Linked DNA regions of Homo sapiens: region 2 is linked to region 1. A link is an interaction called in ENCODE POLR2A ChIA-PET data of the cell type or tissue named here. Cell type or tissue: HCT116. All regions are shown on one strand. Each heading gives the region's core, and the rest is flanking DNA. Links, peaks and the distances in the headings are about the cores only.

The links. ChIA-PET counts read pairs that join two places held together with the same protein. Peaks named below come from ENCODE experiments on the same cell type or tissue, not always from the same donor. Only the 100,000 strongest peaks of a DNase experiment are listed, where the experiment ranks them.
Region 2: POLR2A ChIA-PET joins it to region 1 with 5 read pairs; 6 of 35 experiments call an interaction of 5 or more read pairs at or near these places.

What each region holds. Positions count from the first base shown.
Region 1 is chrX:134,778,525-134,789,069 of GRCh38, reverse strand. PABIR2 (PABIR family member 2) reads left to right here. Exons shown (of 10, transcript NM_001387468.1): 6 at 239-340; 7 at 1,537-1,598; 8 at 3,120-3,184; 9 at 7,153-7,249. Among named protein-coding and RNA genes, the nearest start is that of PABIR2, 13 kb to the left of the region's middle. In HCT116, for the core only: no CTCF peak of the experiment used is centred there; no DNase peak of the experiment used is centred there.
Region 2 is chrX:134,863,893-134,874,437 of GRCh38, reverse strand. It overlaps a transcript of PABIR3 not described here. Among named protein-coding and RNA genes, the nearest start is that of MOSPD1, 46 kb to the left of the region's middle. In HCT116, for the core only: no CTCF peak of the experiment used is centred there; a DNase peak (open chromatin) is centred at 5,107; H3K27ac peaks cover 806 bases.

The DNA of each region.
Region 1 (10,545 bases), core at 819-3,318:
GTCTGTTTGGTTTTCATTTTCTAGAAACTTTTATGTTGTTCACTAGGTTCATTAATTTTTTCGCACACTTCTTTCCCCTTCTACTTCCAAATTGATACTTGTTTTTTGATCTCTGCTTTTCCAGCAGAATATTAGAGTCTATACCTTTCTCCTTGGAAAATCTGGGTGTGTTATAGTAGTAAGTAAGAGCTGTGATGTGCTGAATTTATTATGAGGAGATGACACTTTATGTTTACAGAGTGACAGTGATTTTGACAAGCCGGAGAAATTATATTCTCCTAAGAGAATTGACTTCACTCCAGTTTCTCCAGCACCTTCACCCACCAGGGGATTCGGAAAGGTAGGATAACTGACAAGATATTAAGTGTATTTCACAAACTGAGCTGTTTACTCTAAAACACACACAAATCACCCCACTTTTAAAGTATCCAATGCCTTGAAGGAAAATCAATGAAAATCTACAGCAGTAATTTGGAAAATATACATATATATATGTATATTCTTGGTCTTCTTAAAATATATATATATATAACATATATATTACATATATATAACATATTACATATATAACGTATATATTACATATATAACGTATATATAACACATATATAACATATATAACACATATATAACGTGTATATATTACACATATATAACGTGTATATATTACACATATATAACGTGTATATATTACACATATATAACGTGTATATATTACACATATATAACGTGTATATATTACACATATATAACGTGTATATATTACACATATATAACGTGTATATATTACACATATATAACGTGTATATATTACACATATATAACGTGTATATATTACACATATATAACGTGTATATATTACACATATATAACGTGTATATATTACACATATATAACGTGTATATATTACACATATATAACGTATATATTACACATATATAACGTGTATATATTACACATATATAACGTGTATATATTACACATATAACGTGTATATTACATATATATAACGTGTATATTACATATATATTACATATATATATATGTAATTTAGTTATGAGACACACAGACAGCCAAGCAATTCTAAAGATATTGTTTCTGTCATTTTGAAAAGAACCTTTTGAAAATGATTGTGGGCCTGGTATGGTGGCTTATACCTGTAATCATTCCAACTCTTTGGGAGGCCAAGGTGGGAGGATCACTTGAGCTCAGGAGGTCGAGAGCAGCCTGGGCAACATGGCGAGACCCCATCTCTACATTAAAAAAAAAAAAATAGATACAAAAAAATTAGTCGGGCATGGTGGCGCACACCTGTAGTCCTAGCTCATCAAGAAGGTGGGGCAGGAAGATGGCTTGAGCCCAAGAGTTCGAGGCTGCAGTAAGCTATGATCGCATCACTGCACTCCAGCTTGAGCAAAAGAGAGACCCTGTCTCTAAAAAAAAAAAAAAAAAAAAAAAAGAAAGAAAACTGGAGTGCTAGAACTATTTTAATATTGAATATGTTTTTTCTAGTAATGTTTTTCACCCTTCTTACAGATGTTCGTGAGCAGCAGTGGATTGCCACCAAGTCCAGTTCCCAGTCCAAGACGATTTTCAAGGTAAGCAAACTTGAATTTTAAATGTGGTTGAAGTACCATTCATTACATTTATCTCTCAGATTAGCTTTTTGTGGCTGGGCGCAGTGGCTCACACCTGTAATCCTAGCACTTTGGAAGGCCGAGGCTGGTGGATTACCTGAGGTCAAGAGTTCAAGACCAGCTTGGCCAACATGGTGAAACCTCGTCTCTACTAAAAATAGAAAAATTAGCTGGGCCTGGTGGCAGGCGCCTGTAATCCCAGTTACTCGGGAGGCTGAGGCAGGAGAATCGCTTGAACCAAGCAGGCGGAGGTTGCAGTGAGCTGAGATCGCACCATTATACTCCAGCCTGGGCAACAGAGCAAAAACTCTGTCTCAAAAAAAAAAAAAAAAAGAAGATTAACTCTTTTTCCCAATATTTCACTGTGAAATTTTCAGACATCAAAAGTGAAAGAATTTCACAGTGAACAACCATATACCCACTGCCTATAATCTACCATTAACATTTTAACCAGAGTTTTTTCTTTTCTTTTTTTTTGTATTTGAGGTGGAATCTCACTCTGTCGCCAGGCTAGAGTGCAGTAGTGTGATCTCAGCTCACTGAAACCTCTGCCTCCTGGGTTCAAGCATTTCTCTTCCCTCAGCCTCCCAAGTAGCTGGGATTACAGGCATGCGCCACCACCCTCGGCTAATTTTTGTATTTTTAGTAGAGATAGGGTTTCACCATGTTGGCCAGGATGGTCTCAATCTCTTGACCTCGTGCCCTCCTCGGCCTCCCAAAGTACTGGGATTACAGGCGTGAGCCACAGCGCCCAGCCCCAGAGTTTTTTAGGGGGAATTTAATGCTGATTTATATTTAGTGGGGAAAGACACACATACATACCCCCCACAATAATACATCCTTTTTAAGAATAAGGAAAAAATGTTAAAGTTCATAGATCAATCAAATCCAAATTACTTTATTTATTTATTTTTGCGACGGAGTTTTGCTCCTGTTGCCCAGGCTGGAGTGCAATGGTGCGATCTCAGCTCACTGCAACCTCTGCCTCCCGGGTTCAAGTGATTCTCCTGTCTCAGCCTCCTGGGTAGCTGGGATTACAGGCATGCACCACCACGCCTGGCTAATTTTTTGTGTTTTTAGTAGAGATAGAGTTTCACCATGTTGGTCAGGCTGGTCTCGAACTCCTGACCTCAGATGATCTGCTTACCTTGACCTCTCAAAATGCTGGGATCACAGGCGTGAGTCACTGCGGCCCAGCCCCAAAATACTTTTTAAATAGGGTATCTTTTTTTCTTTAAACTGTTGGGGGTATTTTGTCATATAGAATATTTTTTAAAGGACTTAAAATGCTGTATTATTCCAGGTTGCCATATGCTGGTTCAAATCATGTATTGGATTTCAGTTACTCAATTACAGAAGAATTTTCCATTTCAGTCATTGATAAGATTGTCCATTTTATTTATGTATTTGTTGGGCTGGACTGCTGTTTTATCTTGCATCGTGGATGTTCTTCACATTATCCTGTTTGTTTTTTCATCAAAGCAGGAGAAGTCAGAGTCCAGTCAAGTGCATTAGACCCAGTGTTCTTGGTCCTCTTAAAAGAAAAGGTATGTAGCAGCGTGGTGACTATAGCTAATGCTACTGTGTCACATACTTGAAATTTGCTAAGAAAGTAGATCTTAAGTGTTCTTACCACACACATACGAAAGGTAACTAGGTGAAGCAAAAGATGTGTTAAAAACTTGACCGTGGGCTGGGCATGGTGGCTCACGCCTGTAATCCCAATACTTTCGGAGGCCGAGGCAGGTGGATCGCCTCGGGTCAGGAGTTTGAGACCAGCCTGGCCAATATGACAAAATCCCATCTCTACTAAAAATACAAAAATTAGCTGGGCGTGGTGGCAGGTACCTGTAATCCCAGCTACTTGGGAGGCTGAGGCAGGAGAATCGCTTGAACTTGGGAGGCGGAGGTTGTGGTGAGCTGAGATCGTACCACTGCACTCCAGCCTGGGCAACAGAGTGACACTCCATCTCAAAAAAAAAAAAATTGACTGTGATCATCATTTCACAGTATGTACATACATCAGATCATCACATTGTATACCTTAAATATATATAAATTTATTTGTCATTTATACTTCAGTAAAGCTGGGGGGAAAAAGAAAAAGATAAGCATCACGCTTCTGGTCTTATACCTAGCCAAGCTTGAATTAAAAACTAGAACTCCTGTCTGAAATGAGCTAACAGCATTGCTCTCTTGTGTTCTAGGGAAACTCAAAAGTATTCTTCCAAATGTTTGCTGTGCTGATTCTCAATTTTGTAAATGAGTTATTTGATACATCTATATTTTCTTATACTTCATAACAGTTTTATTCATATATTCATATTATCATTATATATTCAAAAAATTGCCTCTCTGTTATCTAAATATGAAAGAGATGCATAGTTTATAAACTGCAGAAATATATGCTAATGCCGTAGCAAACATATCCATAAATGTGCTGTATACTCAAATATAAGGTAAGGTTTACCCCCTCATCAAATTATGCCTCATCAAAGCAAGAATTGCCTTATATTCAATTCTATGGAGTTTTTTATATAACAGGGTGCTCTCAGTTACCTTATTTTGAACCACAAAGCAGTAGGCTAAAATAGTTTAGTTTAGTATCAGTCAACACTAGTGTTAGATGCTTATAAAGGGCACCTGATGGCATCTCTTTAAAAAGGCAATACAGGTCTGTAATACCAGCACTTTGGGAGGCCGAGACAGGAGAATTGCTTTGAGCTCAGGAGTTTGAGACCAGCCTAGGCAACATGGCAAAACCACGTCTCTACAAAAAATACAAAAATTAAGCAGGCGTTGGTGGCTTGTGCTGTTGTCACAGCTACTTGGGAGGGTGAGGCTGGAGAATTCCTTGAGCCCAGGAAGCAGAGGTTGCAGTGAGCCGAGATGGCAGCCTGGGCCACAGAGTGAGACCCTGTCTCAAAAAAAAAAAAAAGCAACACAGGTTTTTGTTTGTTTTTTTTGAGACCGAATTTCGTTCTTGTTGCCCAGACTCTGGAGTGTAGTGGCGTGATCTTGGCTCACTGCAACCTCCACCTCCTGGGCTCAGCGATTCTCTTGCCTCAGTCTCCCGAGTAGCTGGGATTAGAAGCACCCACCACCACCACGCCTGGCGAATTTTCTGTATTTTTAATAAAGGCAGAGTTTCACCATATTGGTCTTGAACTCCTGACCTCAGATGATCCACCTGCCTCGGCCTCCCAAAGTGCTGGGATTACAGGTATGAGCCACCACGCCCAGCCGGCAACACAGGTTTATTCATTATTCCTGGGGATATGACTACATGATTGCAAGTGTCAACGTGTCATTTTAAACGAGTCTTAACAATAACTTTTTTTTTTTTTTTTTTGAGGCAAGGTCTTGCTCTGTCACCCATGCTGGAGTGCAGTGGTGCAATCTCAGCTCACTGCAACCTCTGCCTCCTGGGCTCCTGGGTTCAAGCGATTCTCCTGCCTCAGCCTCCCAAGTACCTGGGATTACAGGAGTACACCACCATGGCCAGCTAATTTTTGTATTTTTAGTAGAGACAGGGTTTCGCCATGTTGGCAACACTGTCCTCAAACTCCTGGCCTCAAGTGATCCACCTGCCTTGGCCTCCCAAATTGCAGGGATTACACAGGTATGAGCCACCATGCCCAGCCATTAACAATAACTTTTTTTTTTTAATTGAGACCAGTCATTAACAATAACTTTTTTTTTTTAATTGAGACGGAGTCTTGCTCTGTCACCCAGGCTGGAGTGCAGTGGTATGATCTTGGCTCACTGCAACCTCCGCCTCCTGGGTTCAAGTTATTCTTCTGCCTCAGCCTCCCAAATAGCTGGGATTACAGGTGCACACCACCACGCCCAGAGAATTTTGTATTTTTAGTAGAGATGGGGTTTTGTCATGTTGGCCAGGCTGGTCTCAAACTCCTGACTTCAGGTGATTGCCTGCCTCGGCCTCCCAAAATGCTGGGATTACAGGCGTGAGCCACCGTGCCTGGCCAACCGTACTTTTAAAAGCAATTCAGCAAGTGGTTTCTTTGTGCGGATCACCTTCAGGGCCAATAAACAGACCAACTTTTCTAACGTTAGGGGAACAGGTATTTGTGGCTTTGAAAACTTTCCAATCATAGGATCATACACAGATTCCAAAAGTGCTGTATTTCAAACAACTTAAAATTAAAGATGGTGTGCTCTGGAAAATAGTTCCTGATATGGTGACAATATTTGTATTTAGTTTATAAGTTTTATTTTATAAACAGTCTTTCCTTAATCTTATAGGGAGTTATTTGTAGTCCTAGGAATGTTCTCAGTAGCCAGTAAGTGAAAATAACAGTTGGAAATAAAGCTATTATTGTTGTTATTATTACTAACTTAAAATTTGTTGCAGGAAGTTGAAGGAATTAGTATGGTTGTTTAGTTTTACAGCTATTCCGAAATACACCAGCAGATGGAGGAATTCTTTGCTCAAAAGAGCTAAAGTCTTTTGCTAGTGAGGCGAACTCAAAAGCCCAGCAGCAACTTTTAAAAGCTGCATATTAAAGCATGGAAAAAAACAACTTTTGAGGATTTTCAGCAATTTTCAGAATAGTCCCAGAGGAAAGATAATATGAATTAGTTGATAACATGGACAAAATGAATGTTGCGTTTGTTCTTGCTTGATCTTTTTTCATTCTAATTGTACAGTTTTAAGTTCAAAGTTACTAATTTTCTACTGGAGTATAGACAGGCTCATGAATTAAATTGTCTTGAACATTCCGTTTTCAAGCTCAGATGAAGAGCTTCAGAACCAAGGAATGTGTATGTTTTAAATAAAATCAGAGCCTGATTTTAAAGGAGATTATTCTAACTTAGGGTTTTACTCTTTGTACTCCTGGTAGCAAAATGTTAAGCATTATCCCTGTTGGTGCAAAGTTTTTCTATTAGCAATTCTGAGAAGATCTGTATGATTGAGGTGGTCAGTACAATACCAGTTTTGTGAATTGAGTAAGATTTGCTTTTGATTACAGGTGTGTTTTCAAACTTATCTTTTTAATCTTCATTTTCATTAAATAGTGTGAAAGCAACTTTTTACTTATACACTACTTATCAGACTACACATTTTTAAACCAGTTTGACACCATCTCAGGAAATGTTCAGGTATCAAAATATATAAAACCAATAGGCCTTGCTAACCATGTAGCATACAATATTGACTGTGAGTTTCAGTTATTTGGGAATTCCTTATCTCTACTGTGGTCAGCCTTGCTTCATTTTGCCTGATGCAGTCAGTGTTCTACTTTCCTATTAATGTGAATATGTCCATAGCACGCTGTGGATAATGAGTGAGAAGTTTTTTAGGGCTGCCAACTTTTTGATTGAGTTTATGTGGAAGCATATTTCTTCCATGTTAAAGCACATGGGAAAATAGTTTTAAGAAGTGGTTTGAAGAAGTATTCTGAGCTTTGGTTAAACAAAGGTCATCATATGTTAGCACCACGCCTGTATTTGTAAAATTGTTTTATAGTAGCATCATCTCTTTCTGTTTTAGGTGAAATGGAGACAGAAAGTCAGCCCAAGAGACTCTTCCAAGGCACTACCAATATGTTATCTCCAGATGCCGCGCAACTGTCTGATCTCAGTTCATGGTAAAAAAATGAAATAAAATGAAAAGTATATTAGAGTATAATCCATTTTAAAAGAGCCACATTGAAAGTATATTGGGATAATTTAAAATATTTTTTTTTGAATTTTGTTAATATTTATTTTTTATATCATTATTTTGGGGATGTGACAATATTATAAAACAGATACCTGACAAAACTCAAAACACCATTGCAAAGAGATTAGAAAGAGTTGATACAGGTGCTTCGTTAATAGCAAATGAATCTGAATAGCAGTTGACTTAGATTTTTATCAAGTCATAGTAAATGGCATTCTCTAGGAATCCAGAAATGTGGTCCTAAAACATGGTGACTTGGTAACTAACAGATTTTTAAAAATTATTACAGTGAATGAAGAAGCTTCTCTTCTTTTAAGTTTTAAAATTTTTTCATCACCTCAAGTCTGAAGAAGCTTCACTTGAGGTGTTTAGCTCAATAAAATTATGCTTTCTGCCCCCCAGCTCCTTACCATCAAAATTGTCCAAAGATTCTAATTTAAAATATTTTCAACTTCTTATCCATGCCCCCATGAAGGGGAAATCTCTATGGAGGATAATGTGAAAAAACAGATTATTTCAAAGTCAACAGTATTTCATTTGGAAATATATATGTCTTTCTGACACCTTCGCTTTCGTTCCCAGCTCCTGTTAGGTCAGCCTGTCATTAGTTGCCAATGGTGTGGCAGTGCCAACTGCTGGCTGGTGTGAGAAAGAGTCTCTGGGTGGCTGTGGGTAATGTGTATTGATTGTAGCTGCTCTGCCTGCATTTTGTATCCAGTCCTTTTGACTTAGCAGAGGATACCAGGATTCTCTTAAGCATAGTATTCTCTGATTAGCATTATCTATTGTTATCTTTTAGAAAATTATGAAATATTTCAGAACAATGCTAAGGTTTCATTTTTATAATAACATTTCCTGATTCTTACGGTCTAGTCACACACATGTTTTTTAAATCTTACTCATCCTAGTTTAGGTCTTTAAGGGCCTTCAGTGTTTTCATGAGAACGTTAACTTCTTTTCCTATACCTGAAGTTGAGCACTTGAGTGCTCATGTGCACATTGGAAGGAAGGGGAAGGGATAAGTAGCAGTGACCAGGTAATATTTTGAAATATTTCAGTATGTTCTGATCAACTCACTGAATACTTGTGTAATCAATTGTGTACTGTTTTTCAGAATTTTTTTTGTTCCCTGAGTTTTACAGCTGAGGATTTTTTTTGTTTTGTTTTTTTGAGATAGGCTCGCTCTGTTGCCCAGTCTGGAGTGCAGTGGTGTGATCTTGGCTCACTGCAGCCTCTGCCTCCCGGGTTCAAGAGATTCTCCTGCCTCAGCCTCCCGAGTAGCTGGGACTACAGGCATGGGCCACCACGCCTAGCTATTTTTTTTTGTATTTGTAGTGGAGATGGGGTTTTGCCATGTTGGCCAGGCTGGTCTCGAACTCCTGACCTCAGGTGATCCGCCCACCTCGGCCTCCCAAAGTGCTGGGATTACAGGCGTGAGCCACTGTGCCCGGCCTGAAGATCTTTTTAAAAAGCCCATGAGGGCACTCACTTTAAAAATAGCAAGATCATACCCCTTAAATGGAAGGAGTGTATAAGCCACTTATAAGCTATAAGAATGGATGATCCCTTCTTCCCAAATCACTTGTTCATTGTTTCGTGTGAAATAACCTGTACTTCTAGTTGACCAAGAAGTCACAGATTATTCTAGTTTGTTAGTCTTGTTGATCAGTACTATTCTAACCTTGGAACAGATAGATGCCTTTTAGATTGTTCTAGCTATTTTCAGCTCCATGGTCTCTTTTCCTCTCATCTCTGTCTGTCCTTGCTAGTTCAGTATGCTGATTTTGGTACAGAGTGCCTTTCCAGGTATGTAGATGATGGCAAAGAGAAAACTTCTGAAGCTTGTCAAGAGGACTATTGGATGAAACTCTATCCTTAGTGGAAAGTGCATCTCACTTTTATGGTAAAGTGTGTTTTAATAGGCACATGGCTATAAATAGGTTTGCTTACCTAGTTACTAACCAAGTGACCAAGTTAAGTAAAAGATATGACAGCATTTTACCAAGCTAAAAACATACAGGGTGAGGTGACTTATTTTTTTATTGTCTTTGGCTGACAGTGCAGGATGCTGTAAAACAGGTTCATGCAAATAAGTAAGAAAGGAAAGAGAAGGTGCAGTATTTACGAAGGGTCTTATCTCATTGTCCAGACATTTATTCCTCCGAGCAGCACAACCTAAACCATCTCTAGCAGTGGCTATTGTGAGGCTTCTATTTCCTTGTCACTACTCCCCTACCCTGTAGACCCGTGAATGTCTAGGAGAGCCCTGGGAACGTCAACATTGGTGATGAAGGAAACTTTTTATTTTATTTTATTTTTTTGAGACAGAGTCTCGCTCTGTCGCCCAGGCTGGAGTGCAGCAGTGCAATCTCGACTCACTGCAACCTCCGCCTCCTGGGTTCAAGCTATTCTGTCTCAGCCTCCTGAGTAGCTTGGATTACAAGCACGTGCCACCATACCCGGCTAATTTTTGTATTTTTAGTAGATATGGAGTTTTGCCATGTTCTCCAGGTTGGTCTTGAATTCCTGACCTCAGGTGATCCACCTACCTTGGCCTCCCAAAGTGTTGGGATTATAGGCATGAGCCACTGCGCCTGGCCAACTTTTGATTCTTAAACGTAAAAAGCTGTTGTGGCTGGGCACAGTGGCTCACGCCTGTAATCCCAGCACTTTGGGAGGCTGAGGCAGGTGGATCACGAGGTCAGGAGATCGAGATCATCTTGGCTAACACGGTGAAACCTCGTCTCTACTAAAAATACAAAAAAATTAGCCTGGCATGGTGGCGGGCGCCTGTAGTCCCAGCTACTCGGGAGGCTGAGGCAGGAAGAATGGCGTGAACCCGGGAGGCAGAGCTTGCAGCGAGCTGAGATCGCACCACTGCACTCCAGCCTGGGCGACAGAGCGAGACTCTGTCTCAAAAAAAAAAAAGTTGTTGCGTCACACAAGAGACATTTGCTTTATTCACAGCCACTCATAGAGTGTCAACAAGCCAAGTGTGGTTCAAATAATCTGAAAAAGAAATCTGTTACTCAAAATTCACAAAACTAAGTGTCAAAGATAGTTAAGTCATTAATTAAACTTCCAGTTGATGTTTTTAGTCAGTTTGCAGCAACTGTACTCCTGAGGTTATTAAAGCTTACAATTGTGCTAAGACTTTGGGGACACCTTATATACTAATGATGCTGATATTTTTGCCTATAATTAAGAGATTTTTAAATATGA
Region 2 (10,545 bases), core at 4,002-6,501, 82 kb before region 1:
AAGACAATTCTTCTTCCAATGCAGACCAGGGAAGCCAAAAGATTGAATACCTCTGTGATATGGTTTGGCTGTGTCCCCCCGACAAATCTCATCTTGAATTGTAGTTCCCATAATCCCCCACGTGTTGTGGGAGGGACCTGGTGGGAGGTAATTACCCCCATGCTGCTGTTTTCGTGATAGTGAGTTCTCATGAGAGCTGATGGCTTTATAAGGGGCTTTCCCCCCTTTTGCTCATTCTTCTTCTTCCTGCCACCATGTGAAGAAGGGCGTGTTTGCTTCCCCTTCTGCCATAATTGTTAAGTTTCCTGAGGCCTCCCCAGCCATGCTGAACTGTGAGTCAGTTAAACCTCTGTCCTTTATAAATTACCCAGTCTCGGGTATGTATGTCTTTATTAGCAGCGTGAGAATGGACTAATATACCCAGCTATACTGTATCATGTGCTTCAGAGCCAGGCTGACAGCTTGTCTCTGCCTAGACTCCTCTACTCTTGCAACCAACCAGAGGCTGCCATCCTAGCAAAGGAGGTATCCCTTCTGTAGGACAGACAGCTGATTCATTTAATCAGTGCATATGTCTTATTTTGAAAAATTACTATTTGGCAACCAACAAAGTAATAACTGATTCAGGCAAGAGTCATCAACAGATCCTTAAACTAGAGAGCGAAATTTTTATGAGAAATGCGATATTTACATAGTCTCAAACTATCTCCCCATTTGTTAGTTATTAAGCATAAAAACAAAATAATATCTTTACAGTGGAAAAAACTGGCGGACATCATCTTAACCAAGGAATCAAGGTTAACATCACCAACCATCACATGCGTTTTTATGTTTCACCCCCACCAAAAATGTGTAACCTAGCTCTCATGAGGACACATCAGGCAAACCCAAGTTGAGGGACATTCTACAAAATAATTGGCCTGTACTCTTCCAAAGTGTTGATGTCACGAAAGACAAAGAAAGGTTGAGGACGGTTCCAGATTTAAGAAGACTTAAGAGATTAAGAGACATAAAAACTAAATACAATGTGTGATCCTAGACTGGATCATGGATGAAAAAAAGCTATGTGGGACATTATTGGGCCAATTAAAATTTGAATATGGACGGCAGATTATATATTAGTACACTGCAATAATGCTATATTTCCTGAATTTCATAACTCTACTGTCTTTATATAACAGATTGTCTTTGTTCTTAGGAAACACAGTTTGAAGTATTAAGGAGAAGAGGAACATGACGTCTGCGATTTATTCTCAAGTGTTTTAGAAAAAATATGTGTGTCTGTGTGCGTATGAGTAGAAAGAGAGAATGATAAAGCAGTTGTAAGAAGATGCTTACAAGAGATGCATCTTGATAAAGGGTATGTGAAAGTTCTTTTTACTGTTTTTGCATACTATTTTCTGTAAGTTGAAAGTACTTCAAATTAAAAATTAAAAAATATATTATTTTCAGCATTTAACGATGTGCCTGATGCTGTGCTAGGTGTGAGGTATTCAAGGGAGAACAAGACATGATCTTTACCTTTAGCTCACAGTCTGAAGCAGGGAGACAAAGTGGCAAGCACAATTCCTTGTGATGAAGGATGCTGTGAGCACACAGAGGAGGTACGCTAAACCCAGACTTCTCAAGCAAGGGAGTCAGTGGGGCTCTCTACAGAGGCGGGAAAGAGGAGGCTTAGAGTTGGGATAACTTATTTAGCTTGGGGTGCCAGTGAGACATGCAAGAAGTTGGGGGGAAGAAGCCAAGCCTGGACCTCTAAGCAGCAAGAGGAAGCCACCTGCCTCCTGAGGACAGACAACAAGGCACAGATTAGCAGGTGTCAGAGGCCAGGCTGAGGTTGTTATAGCCTCTAAGGTAACATAAGAAGCACAGACACCAGCAAAACAGCTTGGGGCTGAAAGGTTGAACACAAGTGTGCTTACTGATGACCTTTGCGGTGATGTATAATGGATGCCCGAGAGGTATCAGGCCCCAGATTGATAAATACAAGTAACCTGGATAAGGGCATGACCCCAAATTAGTTTAAGTTGCTAATAATAAATGTCACGGCAGGAAGAGAATGTCAAGCGATCATAAGAAACTAAAGAAGTGATTTTTTGAGAACAGGATGAGCTTTACCAGCAATAAGGATAAGGTAGTAGCCAATTAACACACAACAGGATGGGGAGAGATTGTTGTTAATAGAAAAAATCCTGAGGACAGTACCAGGTCCCGTAATAAAGGGAAATAGGGGAGGCAGTACTGCTGTTTCAGAAGTTGATGTGGGAATGGGAATTTCCATTCAATTATGAGATACAAGAGCCAGGATGAGAAAGTACACCGATGTTGTTAGCAAGGACCTAGTGGGAGTTTTATTTTCTTTTTAAACTTTTGTGCTATGAAAAGTTTACAAAAATAATGACAACAGCATTAGTTTAAGCCACATGAAATTGCCAAAATTTGACCATTTTTGATCTACAAACATGGCAATTTTGTGTTTTAAGTGAAAACAAACCCCCATATACCCATAACCCAGCTTCAGCAATTATTGACACATGGTCAATTTCATTTCCTCCAAATCCCCACCCATTATTCCAATAAACTGACTGATATAAAGGAAATCTCTGGTGGAAGTTTTTGTTGTGCTTTTGTTTTAATGATTTAATATCTATAAAAGAGATTCGAATTACATATGTACACATAGTATTAAAATTAAGAGATTCAAATTACGTGTATATATGTTTTTAGTTAATTATTTTCTCAGTAAGTAATACATTCAGATGGTTCACAATTCAAAAGGTACAAAAAAACAGGATACGTGAAAATTCCCTTCCAACCCCTGCTCACTTGCCAACAGCTCTCTCTCCTCAGGGGCAATGAATAGTAACAGTTTTATTATTTTGTTTAAAAACAGGGTCTTGCTCTGTTGTTCAGGCTGGAGTGCAGTGGTATGATCATAGGTCACCATATCCTTGAACTCCTGGGCTCAAGAGATCCTCCCGCCTCAGCCTCCCAGTGCCCTTGGATTACAGGCATGAGCCACTGCACCCAGCAACAGTTTTTTTATGGATCCTTCCAGAGATGTTTTATGCATATGCTAGTAAAGAGATTATAAACTACTCACAGTGTTCTGCACCTTGCTTCTTCCATTTAACAATATATTCTGGAGATCATTCCATATCAGTACATAAAGATCTTCCTCCTTTTTAACAGCTACCTAGCATTCCATTTTATGAAGCATAATTTATTTAACTAATCAAATTACTACTGATGGACTTTTAGGCAGTTTCCGACCTGTTGCCATTACAGACAATACTGCAGTGATTTGCCTTATACATTCATCTTGCACAAAAGCAAGTAAGTATATCTGTAGGAAAAATTCCTCAGAATGGAATTGCTGGATAGAAGGGGGTGTGCATTTGTAATTATGATAGCAGTTGCCCAGTGGCCTCCAAAAGGTAAGAGCTGTTTGAATGCTGTCTACACCCTTTCATTATGCACAGTTTCCTTGCTGCTCCTTTCCTCTTACTCCAAGGGTCAAGGGACCACTTCCACATCTCAAATTTAGAAAAGCCCCTCCGAACTTAGCCTCCTATTGGTCTCCCTCAACCACATTTTGGGCCCCACACCCACCAGCCTATCCTTCCTCCTCTCTTCTTTTCCAGAGACCATCAGCATCCTCCTGCCTTCCTCTCCTCTTTCCAAGTCAGCCCCACCATCGGCCATTTTAGCTCTGCTAGCGTTGATCTCCCGGACTCACTCTCCCCGTGACCTTCGGCAGCACCTGCTCTGCCAATCCCTGGCCCTGTGAAAGCCCCACCATACATTCTCTCCATTGCCTGCTCCCAGGCGGCTAGCTGTTGCTGGAGAAGGTCATGAAGTTGGCTCCACTACAAAGCCAGGCCAGCCAGCCTCAGCTGGGCCCCAAGGGCTGCAAGGCAGTCCTTTTATATATCAAATTTCTCTCAGCAATTGTTCCAACTCCTCTCCCTCTCCTCATATCCCCTACCCCATCCTTGTGCCAGACCCCTTGGTACTGGGCCTGGCTTTGGATTTCAATGACAGGACATAGGTTATCAAGCAGGAACTCCTTCAATGTCCCCCTCTTCACCTCACTTTCCCCCACTTCTCTGCACATTCACCCATGCCTGTTCATCCACCCACACCACCTTCATGAGAAGGAGGTACTTCCTCCTCAAGGTTACCCCTTCCAGTTGTGTCCTTGGCACTATATTCTCTTGCTTTCTCCTACACTCGGCCCCAGAAGCCATCCTCTTTCCCTTTGGGCAAGCTCTTCCTCCTCACTAGTTTTTTCCTCTCAGCCTAAAAACACTTCCCTCATATCTGTGTCATTGTTCCACATCACCACCAGACTCTTTTTTTGTGATGGAGTTTCGCTCTTGTTGCCCAGGCTGGAGTGCAGTGGCGTGATCTCAGCTCACCACAACCTCCACCTCCTGGGTTCAAGCGATTCTCCTTCCTCAGCCTCCTGAGTAGCTGGGATTACAGACATGCACCACCACGCCCGGCTAATTATGTATTTTTAGTAGAGACAGGGTTTCTCCATGTTGGTCAGGCTGGTCTTGAACTCCTGACCTCAGGTGATCCACCCGCCTCGGCCTCCCAAAGTGCTGGGATTACAGGCGTGAGCCACCGCGCCTGGCCTGGACTTTTAAAATTTAGCAATTCATGTGGCTCCTGGCTTTACTTCCTCCTTCCATGTTGGCCCCCAAATTTAATAGTAAAATCTGAAATACTGACAAGTGAAAAGGAGAAAATCAAAATTATTCACAATGCCACCATCCAACTATTGACATATTCATGTATTTCTTTTCAATCTTTTTATATGCATATATATATATATATATATATATATATATATATATATATATACATTTACGTATTTTTTACAAAATTGGACCATAGTATAAATACTGGTTAAGTAAATGCACTTCTTTGAGTGAGTCCATTTCCTCCTGTGTAAAGTGAGGACTATTATAGTAACTACCTCACAGGGTTGTTATGAGGATTACTCGAGATAAAAATATAGAAAAACACTTATCACAGTGACACATAGCAAGTTGAATTAACGTTAGCTGTTACGATCTTCCCACGTCAACAAATATAGCTCTACATGAGAATGTAATGAGTTCTGTCACTGCAGTGTCTAATAGGAGTGACTAAAGCACTGCAGTGACTCACCAACACACATTCATTTGGCACAAGAGCAAGTATATCTGTGGGATAAACTCCTAAAAGCAGAATTTCTGGGCCAAAGGCTATGTGCATTTGTAATTTTGATAGATGTAGTCAAATTGCCTCCATCAAGTGCAAGTTACTATGATTTCTTTAACTTACAAAGAAGTAATGAGGCTGTTTCACATTTTTAACTGATACAAACCCAGACCATGAAGAACATTCTTATAACTGGATCTTTGCATAGATCCACGATTATTTATCCAGAGGAGAGGAAAGAGTATGAGTAAGGGCACAGAGGTGGAGGCTCAAATGATGTGCATGGGAAACTGCTAGTATTGATGACTAACAGAGGTGAGAATGGCAAGAGTTGAGGAAAATATAGTGGGACCAAATCATGAAGGACCGTGAATGTCACTGTCATTTATTCAGTCAGTCACCAAATCTTTATTGACCACCTACTACAGACCAGGTACTGTTTTAGATACTTTGTTCACTTACTGAACAAAAACAGAAGATTCCTACCCTGGGGGAGCTTACGTTCTGGCAGAGAGTGGCAAACAATATATGGAATGTTAGAAGGTGATAAGTTCTACAGAGAAAAGGAAAAGTACAGCAGGCCAAAGGGGATCAGGAGTGCTGAGAGTTGCGATATGAAGTACAGTGGCTACCCCATTGTGGACTTTGAACATACTCTACGATGAAGAAGTAGGCGTCACTTATACTTATCACCAACTTGCCACAATCCACATACCTGATAATCTAATTATTCTCCTTAAATCAGCTTACCTCCCCTACTTAGATTTATTTCAAAGGAAACTTCACAAGACTAGCATAAATGGAAACCCAGGATTGCTGTCACAAATGTCTAGAAAGGGAAGACCTTTCTAGAGGGGGCCGAGGCAAGAGGATCACTTGAGCCCAGAAATTCAAGACCAGCCTGGGCAACATAGGGAGACCCCATCTCTACACACACAATTTTTCTTTTTAATTAGGCAGGCATGGTGGCATGAACCTGTGGTCCCAGCTACTTGGGAGGCTGAGGTGAGAGGGTTACTTGAGCCCAGGAAGTCAAGGCTGCAGTGAGCTGTGATTGTGCCACTGCACTCCAGCCTGGGCAGCAGAGTGAGACCGGGTGCGGTGGCTCACACACGTAATCCCAGCACTTTGGGAGGCTGAGGCAGGTGGATCACTTGAGGTCAGGACTTCAAGACCAGCCTGGCCAACATAGCGAAAACTCATCTCTACTTAAAAAAATACAAAAATTAGCCGGGCGTGATGGCATGCTCCTATAATTCCAGCTACTCGCGAGGATGAGGCAGGAGAATTGCTTGAACCCAGGAGGCAGAGGTTACAGTGAGCCGAAATCATGCCACTGCACTCCAGCCTGGGTGACAGAGCAAGACTCCATCTCAAAAAATAAAAAAATAAAAAATAAATCAATACATAGAAAGGGAAACTGGAGAGTACCTAGCGCTGGCTTCTTCCCTTCCTTTTGTAGGTCAGTTATTAAATAACAGCAAAAACAAGCACTTACCAAATTATGTACTTATTTTCCAGGTAGCTTAGGGTTTTACATGCAGCAGATAATTTCATCTTCACAATGACCCTATGAGGTAGGTACCTTTATTGTCCCCGCTGGTTTAGGAAGAAACTTCGGTAAAGTGACTAACCTTCCCAAACCTCAGTTTCCTCCTAAATAAATGGAGACAATAATGGGAATACAGGAGAGAAGAGCCTATTAGCTTCTCCCCACTCCATGTCATGCTTAGGGGAGACTTGGAGAGGGGACAGGAAGGGGACAGAGGCTCCCTGCTGCAGCATTCCCTGACTGCCTTCCCAATGCCAACAATTGAGATTAGAACTAAATTACTGCTTTAAAACACCTCTCCCCAGAGTTAAATTTATTAGTCACTTTAATTTTCCTATGAAGAACTTTAATCAGAATGTCCAAATTGATTTCAGCCTTGCTAGGATGGGAGGTTTTGATTAGAAGAGGGGAAGATGATGTGCCTTGGGAGCATAGGCCCTTTTTTGGAAGAGGTCAGAGCAGGGTAGATTCTGAGCTGTTGGGGGTCGGGAGCTGGAGGGAAAGAAGCAGCAGAAAGCAAGGTGGAAAGAAACTAAAGACGAACCCTATCAGCTTCAGCTGTCTCTAATTCAAGTCCTTTTATGGAGGAAGCAGAATCTAACTGACAATAAATAATACATCATTAGAGAGACAGCACCTTGGTCCTGTTAACCTGCTTAGTCTCTCAAAGTATACTACTGCTATTCGACTTCCTGAGAAGTCATCTTTGTATCTTAAAAAAAAAAGTCATTTTCATCCATAGGAAATAATATTGGATTCCGAACTACTCGGTCAAAGACTTTGAGCCAGGCCAGGTGCAGTGGCTCACACTGGTTAATCCTACCACTTTGGGAGGCCGAGGGATCACTTGAGCTCAGGAGTTCAAGACCAGCCTGGGCAACATGGTGAAACCCCATCTCTACAAAAAATAACAAATTAGCCATGAGTGGTGGCATGCACCTGTAGTCCCAGCTACTTTGGGGGCTGAGGTGGGAGGATCACTTGAACCTAGGAGGTTGAGGCAGCAGTGAGCCAAGATCACACCACTGTATTCCAGCCTGGGTGACAAAGTGAGATCCTGTCTAAAAGAAAAAAAAAGAAAAAAAGACTGTGAACCAGAGATATGTCTTTCTCTGGTTTTAGTTCTCATTGAATAATGAGAATTCCACGAAGTCACACAGACGAACCCACGTTCCCTGAAAGGCTTACTTACAATCAAGAAAAAGTCAATATAATGTAGTAACCCTGGAATGTGAGCATTGGAGTAGATGAACCCATGTGTAGAATAAATATTTTTAAATCGCTTAGAGGAAATTGGAGGGTAAGGAAAAGCTTCTTATGGAAACTAAAAAGCTAAGAGTAGAAGGGGTTAGATCGATGGTGCAGGGCTGGCATTGCCTAATGACCCCTCATAGCCCACAGATGTGATGGGTTATGTAGGCTCTGTGACACAAAGGAACACAATGTTGGATCTGTTCAGTGTGGACCATCTAGGAGAGGACAGAAATCCCCAAAGGCAAGCACATTATCCCTGATTTCACAGTTAAGGAACGGAAACATCAGATTCCTTTCGCTGACACCCTGTTGAATGGGGGACTTCATTATCTACTACACAAATGCCTTCCCTCTCCTGCCCACATTTGGGGAGCCACAGACAAGATTCAGACAACCCTGGCCCTTATGCTGGAGTTTCAGTTTGGTAAAGTGTGATTAGCAAAAAGCTTGTTGCTTGGTAACAATGTGCTCTTATAAACCCTTAGATCTTGGTATGATGAAATAGACCAAGTACATCTATTGTTTTATTTTGCTTTGCTTTTTTATTCATTTCTTGTCACCAAGATCCAAAGGATGATACCATGCTTTGTGGCTTTCCAGATATCCGCCACCCCTAACCAATAGGACATTGGCAAGTATCTATGAAATCAGATTCTCTTCCTGTCAGTAAGTGGGGGAGTTCAGGAGGCCACTTAGATATATAGTATGTCACTGATCACTGGAACTTCAGCAAGTCACAGCCTTTCTTTAATTGAATATGCTTTTTCACAAGTTTCTAAGTTAAATAAAAGAAGTAGAATGTCATATGAAGCTATTCCTAAGAATTTTAGGAGACTCTAGAGAAAGGTCAGTTTATTCTCTAGATCACATTAGATTTTCTTTTGAAGGAAGTATGCCATTTAGCTGATCATTTTAAATAGTAATGAATAATTGTGTCTGGTTAAATACCAAGGCCCAAGATCTATAAATTAAATTCTTTAAAAACAAAAATAATCTGATTGGTCAGAAGCAGTGGCTCACGCCTGTAATCCCAGCACTTTGGGAGGTCGAGGCGGGTGGATCACCTGAGGTCAGGAGTTTGAGACCAGCCTGGCCAACATGGTGAAACCCCATCTGTACTAAAAATACAAAAATCAGCCAGGTGTGGTGGCATGCACCTGTAATCCCAGCTACTTGGGAGGCTGAGGCAGGAGAATCGCTTGAAACCGGGAAGCGGAAGTTGCAGTGAGCCAAGATTGTGCCACTGCACTCCAGCCTGGGCGACAGAACAAGACTCCGTCGCAAAAAAAAAAAAAAAAAAAAAAAAAAAAAAATTAGATCAACATTTTAAATAAAATAGACATATTTAAACATATTCCCTCACGCTCATTGATGTCTTTCTTTTGTCAAGCAACGTTTAACACAGCAAATTATTTTGAAAATCAGGATCTCAAAATCAAAACATTGTTTAAAAGAGCTACATATATGAACTACATAAATGAACATGCACTGCCGGTAGGGATATAAAATGGTAAAATCACTTGGGAAAACAGGCTTCTAATTTCTTATAAAGCTAAGCATGCATTCACTATATAATAAAGCAATTCTAGTAGGTATTTACTCAAGATAAGTTAAAATATATGTTCACACAAAGGCTTAAACACAAATGTTGATAGCAGCTTTATTAGTAACAACTCTCAACTGGAAATAACCCAAATGTCCATCAACACATGAATGGATAAACAAATTGTACCATATATACAGTGAAATATGATTTGGCAATAAAAAGTAATGAACTACTGATGGAGGAAGCAACACAGATGGATCTCAAAGACATTATTCCAGGCAAAAATAACCAGACACAAAAGAGTACATATTGTGTGATTACATATATATGAAGTTCTATAAAAAGAAAATCTAATCTACAGTGATGAAAAGTAGATCAGTGTAGCCTGGAGCCAGCAGTGAGTGTGGAGGAGGATTAACTGCAAAGGGGCAGTGGACATTTTCTGTGGCAAAGGAAATGGTCTGTATCTTAGTTGTAAGCTTAAAATGGCTGCAATTTGTACTACGTAAATTATACCTCAATAAAATTGATTTTAAAAGCTGCATAAGGCCGGGTACAATGGCTCACTCCTGTAATCCCAGCACTTTGGGAGGGTAAGGCAGGAGGATCACTTGAGCTCAGGAGTTCAAGACCAGCCTGGCCAACATGTGAAACCCTGTCTCTATTAAAAAATACAAAAATTAATCCCAGCTACTTGGGAAGCTGAGGCAGGAGAATCACTTGAACTGAGGAGGCAGAGGTTGCAGTGAGCCGAGATCATGACAATGCACTCGAGCCTGGGCAACAAAGTGAGTGAGACTGTCTCAAAAATAAAAAATAAAAATAAAAATAAAATAAAAGCTGCATAAATATAAAACTTCAAAATTGAAGATTTAAAGTTATTTCTGCTTAGCAAGCATGAAATATAAAGCATCCTGTGTACGAAGATGCAGTACCTACAATTAAGCAAGTACTCTTTTGAAAAACTAAGCACACAGGC